Regions from separate parts of the Homo sapiens genome. Here region 2 is linked to region 1. A link is a loop called in an ENCODE intact Hi-C map of the cell type or tissue named here. Cell type or tissue: Calu3. All regions are shown on one strand. Each heading gives the region's core, and the rest is flanking DNA. Links, peaks and the distances in the headings are about the cores only. Region 1 overlaps ROCK1 (Rho associated coiled-coil containing protein kinase 1). Region 2 holds the start of LOC107985161 (a long non-coding RNA gene).

What was found. Peaks named below come from ENCODE experiments on the same cell type or tissue, not always from the same donor. Only the 100,000 strongest peaks of a DNase experiment are listed, where the experiment ranks them.
Region 2: a loop joins it to region 1, with 5 times the contacts of the local background. A loop is called at or near these places in 2 of 110 quality-filtered maps.

The regions. Positions count from the first base shown.
Region 1 is chr18:21,073,409-21,076,332 of GRCh38, forward strand. All of the region lies in intron 1 of ROCK1 (Rho associated coiled-coil containing protein kinase 1), which reads right to left. Among named protein-coding and RNA genes, the nearest start is that of ROCK1, 37 kb to the right of the region's middle. In Calu3, for the core only: no CTCF peak of the experiment used is centred there; a DNase peak (open chromatin) is centred at 1,713.
Region 2 is chr18:21,178,044-21,180,967 of GRCh38, forward strand. LOC107985161 (a long non-coding RNA gene) reads right to left here and starts at 2,290. Exons shown (of 3, transcript XR_001753365.2): 1 at 2,169-2,290; 2 at 2,008-2,085. It also overlaps the pseudogene EXOGP1. In Calu3, for the core only: a CTCF peak has its summit at 1,776 (motif pointing left); a DNase peak (open chromatin) is centred at 1,738.

The sequences.
Region 1 (2,924 bases), core at 183-2,682:
AGAGTTCAAGTGAAAGCAGAAGCAAAAGAAAATTATTCAACACTACTACAAACTTTAGTTTTCTGGATAAATCTGAATTAACAAATATGAGTCAGGTGTAAAACATCATTTAGGATTAAATCCATTAAAAGTAACACATTATAAGGTATGAGAATTTAATGGCACTAGGAAAGGACAGTTACACTATTATAAGAAACATTCATTTTTAGGTAAATTTTCAAAACCTAAATGGTTATTATTCTAAACCTAACAGACATATTTTTGGAGAAACACCACCCCACCCTCAAAATCCATTGAAAACTATGGCAGCAAAACTGGGGCTTCTGAAAATCAAACTACTTCTAAAATGGGCTGACCACTGGTACTAAAGACTGCTGACCAACTTTGGTAAGAGAGGATATACCATTTAAAGAAAATGTTTTTGGTATATGTAGTAGAATGTTGTTTTAACTAAGTCCCTTAGGCCAGATGCTGTGGCTCACAACTGCAATCCCAGCACTTTGGGAGATCGAGACAGGAGGATCACTTGAAACCAGGAGTTCAAGACCAGCCTAGACAACATAGCAAGACCCTATCTCTACAAAAATAAAAGTAAAAAAAATAGCTGGGCGTGGTGCCGCATGCTTGCAGTCCCAGCTACTTGAGAGGCTGAGGCAGGAAGATCGCTTGAGCCCAGGAGCTCAAGGCTACAGTAATCTATGATTTTGCCACTGCACTACAGCCCTGGTGACAGAGTGGGACCCTGTCTCTAAAAATCAATCAGTCTGTCAATCTCTCTTCACTTGATAAAGAAATAATTCATCAAAATTAAGCACAGCTATGAAAATGAAAACAGAATTTCCTTAGGGAATTTTAACAACCTGATATTAAATACAGTTAAAATCTGTTTAACTGGTGTGACATTACTATACCCATGTCAATGCTGCCCAGGACATTTATAGTCAATAAATAAGTAAATAATGTTCCAAATTATCTAGTACAACAAACAATGGCTCTTCCCAATCAGTCTCCAATCATACCTTTGTCCAGCCTGTTTCTCTACACATACATAGCTGGGCTTAGGCCACAGTGTGCTACCAGCCATTTCCCAAATAAGCCAGGCTCACTCTACCCTATGGGGCCTTTGCACCTGCTCTATTCTCCCGCTGGAATGTGAACATTCTTACATTAAGACTGCCTCAAATGTCCCTTACTTTGTGCTGCCTTCCCCAGTGCCCTGAGGGGAAATGTTACATAACCTCCTTTGTGCTATTACAGAAATTATGTATTTAGCTGTTATACTGTAATTATTTATTTCTAAATCTGCCTCCTCTTCTGCAGGAAAGCAGAAAAAAAATACTTCCTGTCTCTCAGAGTTCAGAAGTTAGTTAGTAGGTAGAAAAAGTAAATACAGGATATCAAGTGTTATAAGTAGGTACTACATAAATAGAGAAAAGGCTATTTGGGGCTTCACAGAGAAGATGAAATTTGAGCTGAACCTTGAAGAATAGAATTATGAAGGAATAAGACAGAAGTGGGGCAAGGCAATCTAGAGGTGAAAAGCAACGAGAATTCAGAGAATGAGGATAGAATGTTCTGGACTGGGAAAGGTGAGAAGGAGATGAAGGAGAAGGAGTCAAAGCTGTGATGATCAGGGAGAGAATGTTAAAGGTATAACATACCAGGAGAAGAATTTACCTTCTGATAATTTGGAACCACAGGAATTTCTGCGGGGGAGAAAGTGGCATAACTGGTTTTTATTTTAGTAGTCTGGCAATGATAAAGATGATAAATTAAAAGTAGAAGAGACAGGTGGAGATGAAAGCAACTAGGAGGATACTGTGGTAATACAAGCATAAAAGGATAAAAGACTGAAAAACTGGGTAAACAGGAATGGGGCATTAGAGGCAAAAGAATCTGATGAATAATTGAAAGAGGAACAGGAAGGGTTGAAAATGATTATATGATCTTCAAGTTGATGTGAGTAGACAGTGACTTCATTAACCAAGGCAGATAATATAATTTGGAGAGATGATAAATATTTCAGACACACTACATCTGAGGTCCTTTGGGATATCATTTCATGAATAACTAGATGGCAGCTGAATATAAGTTTGGGTTTAACAGAGAGATTGGGACTACAATACAGATTTGGGAGTCATGAGAGCACACTTAAATCCATGAGAACATATGCAATCATCCAACAAGAATAAACAGGGAGAGTAGAGAAAGACTGAAGAATAGAACACTGGGAAACACTAACATTTAACAGGTACACAGAGCAGGCTGGGCATGGTGGCTCACACCTGAAATCCCAGTACTTTGGGAGGCCGAGGCTGGTGGATCACCTGAGGTCGGAGTTTGAGACCAGCCTGACCAACATGGAGAAACCCCTTCTTTACTAAAATACAAAAAATTAGCCGGGTATGGGGATGCGCACCTGTAGTCCCAGCTACTCAGGAGGCTGAGACAGGAGAATCGCTTGAACCCGGGAGGCGGAGGTTGCAGTGAGCCGACATAGCACCACTGCACTCCAGCCTGGTGACAGAGCAAGACTCTGTCTCAAAAAAAAAAAAAAAGGAAAGAAAAAAAAGAGGTACACAGAGCAAAAATGGTGGAGGAGGACACAGAGAAGAAAGACAGAATAGTACCAAGGAAGCTGAGAAGGAACTTAAAAAGAAGAAATGCCTTAAGAATGAATTTAAAACATCTCAGGAAGTCAAACAGAATAGAGAATGCAAAAGAAGCCAAATCATTTGCCATTTAAACATCACTGATGGTCGCACAACAACGTGAATGATTAATGCCACAGAACTATACATTTAGAATCAGTTAAATGGGCTAGGTGGCTCATGCCTGTAATCCCAGCACTTTGGGAGGCCAAGGCAGGAGGATCACTTGAGGTCAGGAGTTCAAGACCAGCCTGGCTAATACGGTGAAACCCC
Region 2 (2,924 bases), core at 280-2,779, 100 kb after region 1:
CTGAGAAGCCAAATAGGGGAAGGTGAGGCAACCAGAGATTAGCAGCAGCAGAAACCACTAATCCTTTTCGACTAGAGGGACAAAGAGAGGAGGCAGTGTGGTTAGATCCCAGAACTGGACTCATCTAATGACAGGAGGGCCTTTCTGGCTGGAGCTGGAGCCAGGGAGGAGATTTAGCCACTGTCAGAGATGCACCTCGGGCAGAGAAAGGCAAGGAGAATCATCCTAGCTTTTCCATTCTTCCCACTCTCCAGCGTTGTGGCAGGGCCTCGTATCAGTAGGACCCAGCCAGTAATCACTTAACAACATGAGAGCCTCAGAAACACAGCCTGTTGGGATCAGCATACCCATGACATTGCAGCAGAATAGGAAAGGATTTGAGAGCAAACAGGCCAGGGGCCGCCACAGTTGTGAAGTAATATATATTTCTGATTGAGGTTTGGGTTCTAAAAGATTTAAAAGCCATTACCTTAGACGACAAAGCTACCCTCTCAATTTTATGTGGTTCTCTCTACATATTGAAAGAATAAAATCATACTTTTGATCATTAGGGGATAGCAAATTTTGCCCTTTTTAATGTTCTGGTGGAAGGCAGTTTGAACTGAAGAAGTCAGATGGGGAGAATAATCCACTTCTCTCAGTAGTGTTTTGTTTTGTTTTGTTTTGTTTTGTTTTAGAGACAGGGTCTTACTCTGTTGCCCAGGCTGGAGTGCAGTAGCAGGATCACGGCTCACTGCAACCTCTTCTTGGGTTCAAGTGATCCTCCCACTTCAGCCTGTCAAGTAGCTGGGACTAGAGGCACGCACCACCATGCTCAGCTAATTTTTAAGTATTTTTTGTAGAGATGGGGTCTTGCTATGTTGCCCTCCCAAAGTGCTGGAATTATAGGTGTGAGCCACCATGCCCAGACCCTTTTTAGTTTAGGAGTAGTCTTATAAAGCTCTCTTCGTAAAGAAGTTAAAACTTCTAACAGATGCAGGTGAAATATAGGCTAGAAACAACAGAACAGGAAAGAAGTACACAAGCAGCAAATATGTAAGCAAAGGAACCAGATGCTTCTCTCCTTGACTGTGTACAAGGAAACTCATAGTACGTGCTTAAGAATTGGCAAGCTGAGTACCAAATTGCCTCTGCTGGCAGCTATATGTGTGAGAATTCTACAAAATTGCCTGGATCCACAAGGACATCAGCGACCAAAATTCATTTACAGCACCGTATTTCTGACTGGTGGCTATCTGTTACTCTGGTTCCAAAACTCTGACCTTCAATTACTTTAGATTTCTGATCCCATCCCAAGAAATGGCTCCCAAAGCTCCCTCAGCCCTTTACTACCTCCTTGATTTGAGACCAAACCTAATGCTTGATCCCTTGTGCTTGGAAACATCCTAGCACCCACTTTTGGACTTCTACCCTGTACCGACGGTGCACAAACAATGTACTTCAATCTGTTCATTTTCTCTCTGGTCTCTTTCAGTCAACTTTAATACAATTCTGGCAATATCATTTTAAACTCAACTGTATAATTATCAAGAGTTATTTTTAAAGGCAATGAATATTTGTTGGGTGAATGAGTGGATGGATGGATGGATGGATGGATGGATGGATGGATGGATGGATGGATGGATGGATGGATGGTTGGATGGATGGATAGATGAAGGCAATGGAAGTCTCAGTTCTACTTTTCAGCCAGGCTGAGGGGAAGTCCTGAAGCCAGTATCGTGGCTCTTCGTTTAAAGACCACCAGAATGCCATTGCACTGCCATCTAGTGGTAGCATAGCCACATATAGGAAAAGAAATGGCGGAAAAACAAGCCTGAATGCAAAATGAGTGAATGTCATAGCTGTTTCGCAGATTCTGGCTGCTTATAATTGCCTCTCCTCAGTTGACTATCTTTGATAGTAATACCATTTCACCTTGATTGTTTAACACATGTACGAAGAACACCAGCAGGGTTATATAAATAGATTTCACTAGCTCAGCCACCGTATGGTGGGATAGGTACTCACCGGTACAATGATGCCAAAGGTCTGTGTTCCTTTTGAGACAGTCATTGGGCCCATGGTTTTCTAAAGTGTGATAACCAGCTGTTTTCAAAGAGAAGCATGATAACAATGTTATTACTTCCACACTTCAGCTTTAATTTGATGACTTCTTTTAGAGAACATACTTTGTTTCTGGACAAATGGTAGTCTTTTCCTTTATACAGTCTTTTCCTGGATAAGTGATAAATTGGTAGAAACTCTTTATCTCAGAATGAAATTATGTAAAAGCAAAATAAAATAGCTGCAAATTTTAGGCAACCAGGAGTATAAAATGAGGACTTCATGTAATAATAAAACTGTATTATTAATAATAAACGGTATAATTAAGTTATCTTGGCTGAAGGGAGTTGAGATTGAGTCAGGCTGGCCTGAGAGATATGAAAACATCTCCCTAAAGGACTTTATATTTGTTTTTCTTTTTTCCCATTATCATCTTATCTTTATCTTAAAGCCTTGGCATTTCTGTTAGAACAAACACATCACAAAATTTTTTTTCTTGTAATACCACTTGGAAAGATAGCAGTGGTATGTCAGATTCAGACAAATTTGTATGCCCCAAGACATTTTACCACCGATACTCAGGATAGTCCATGAAAGGACCCCATGTAAACCCAAATCTAGAGATCTGGCTCAGAAAAACAGCCACTATTTTCCCCAGAAATGCTAACGGCCTTTGGACCTTTGGCTCAAAGCACCACCTGCCCAGTGCTACCCAGGTAGATAAGCAGGCACAGAGGCCAGCAAACCGTAAGCTGGTGACTGTGGGCAGACCCTTCTCAGCCTCCTTAATCTTAAAAACAAAAAGCTCATCTGGAAAGCAAGGAACATCGATTTGGCACCGTCTGGTCACTGAAAGAACTGCTGCCTCGGGCAAGCAGGGG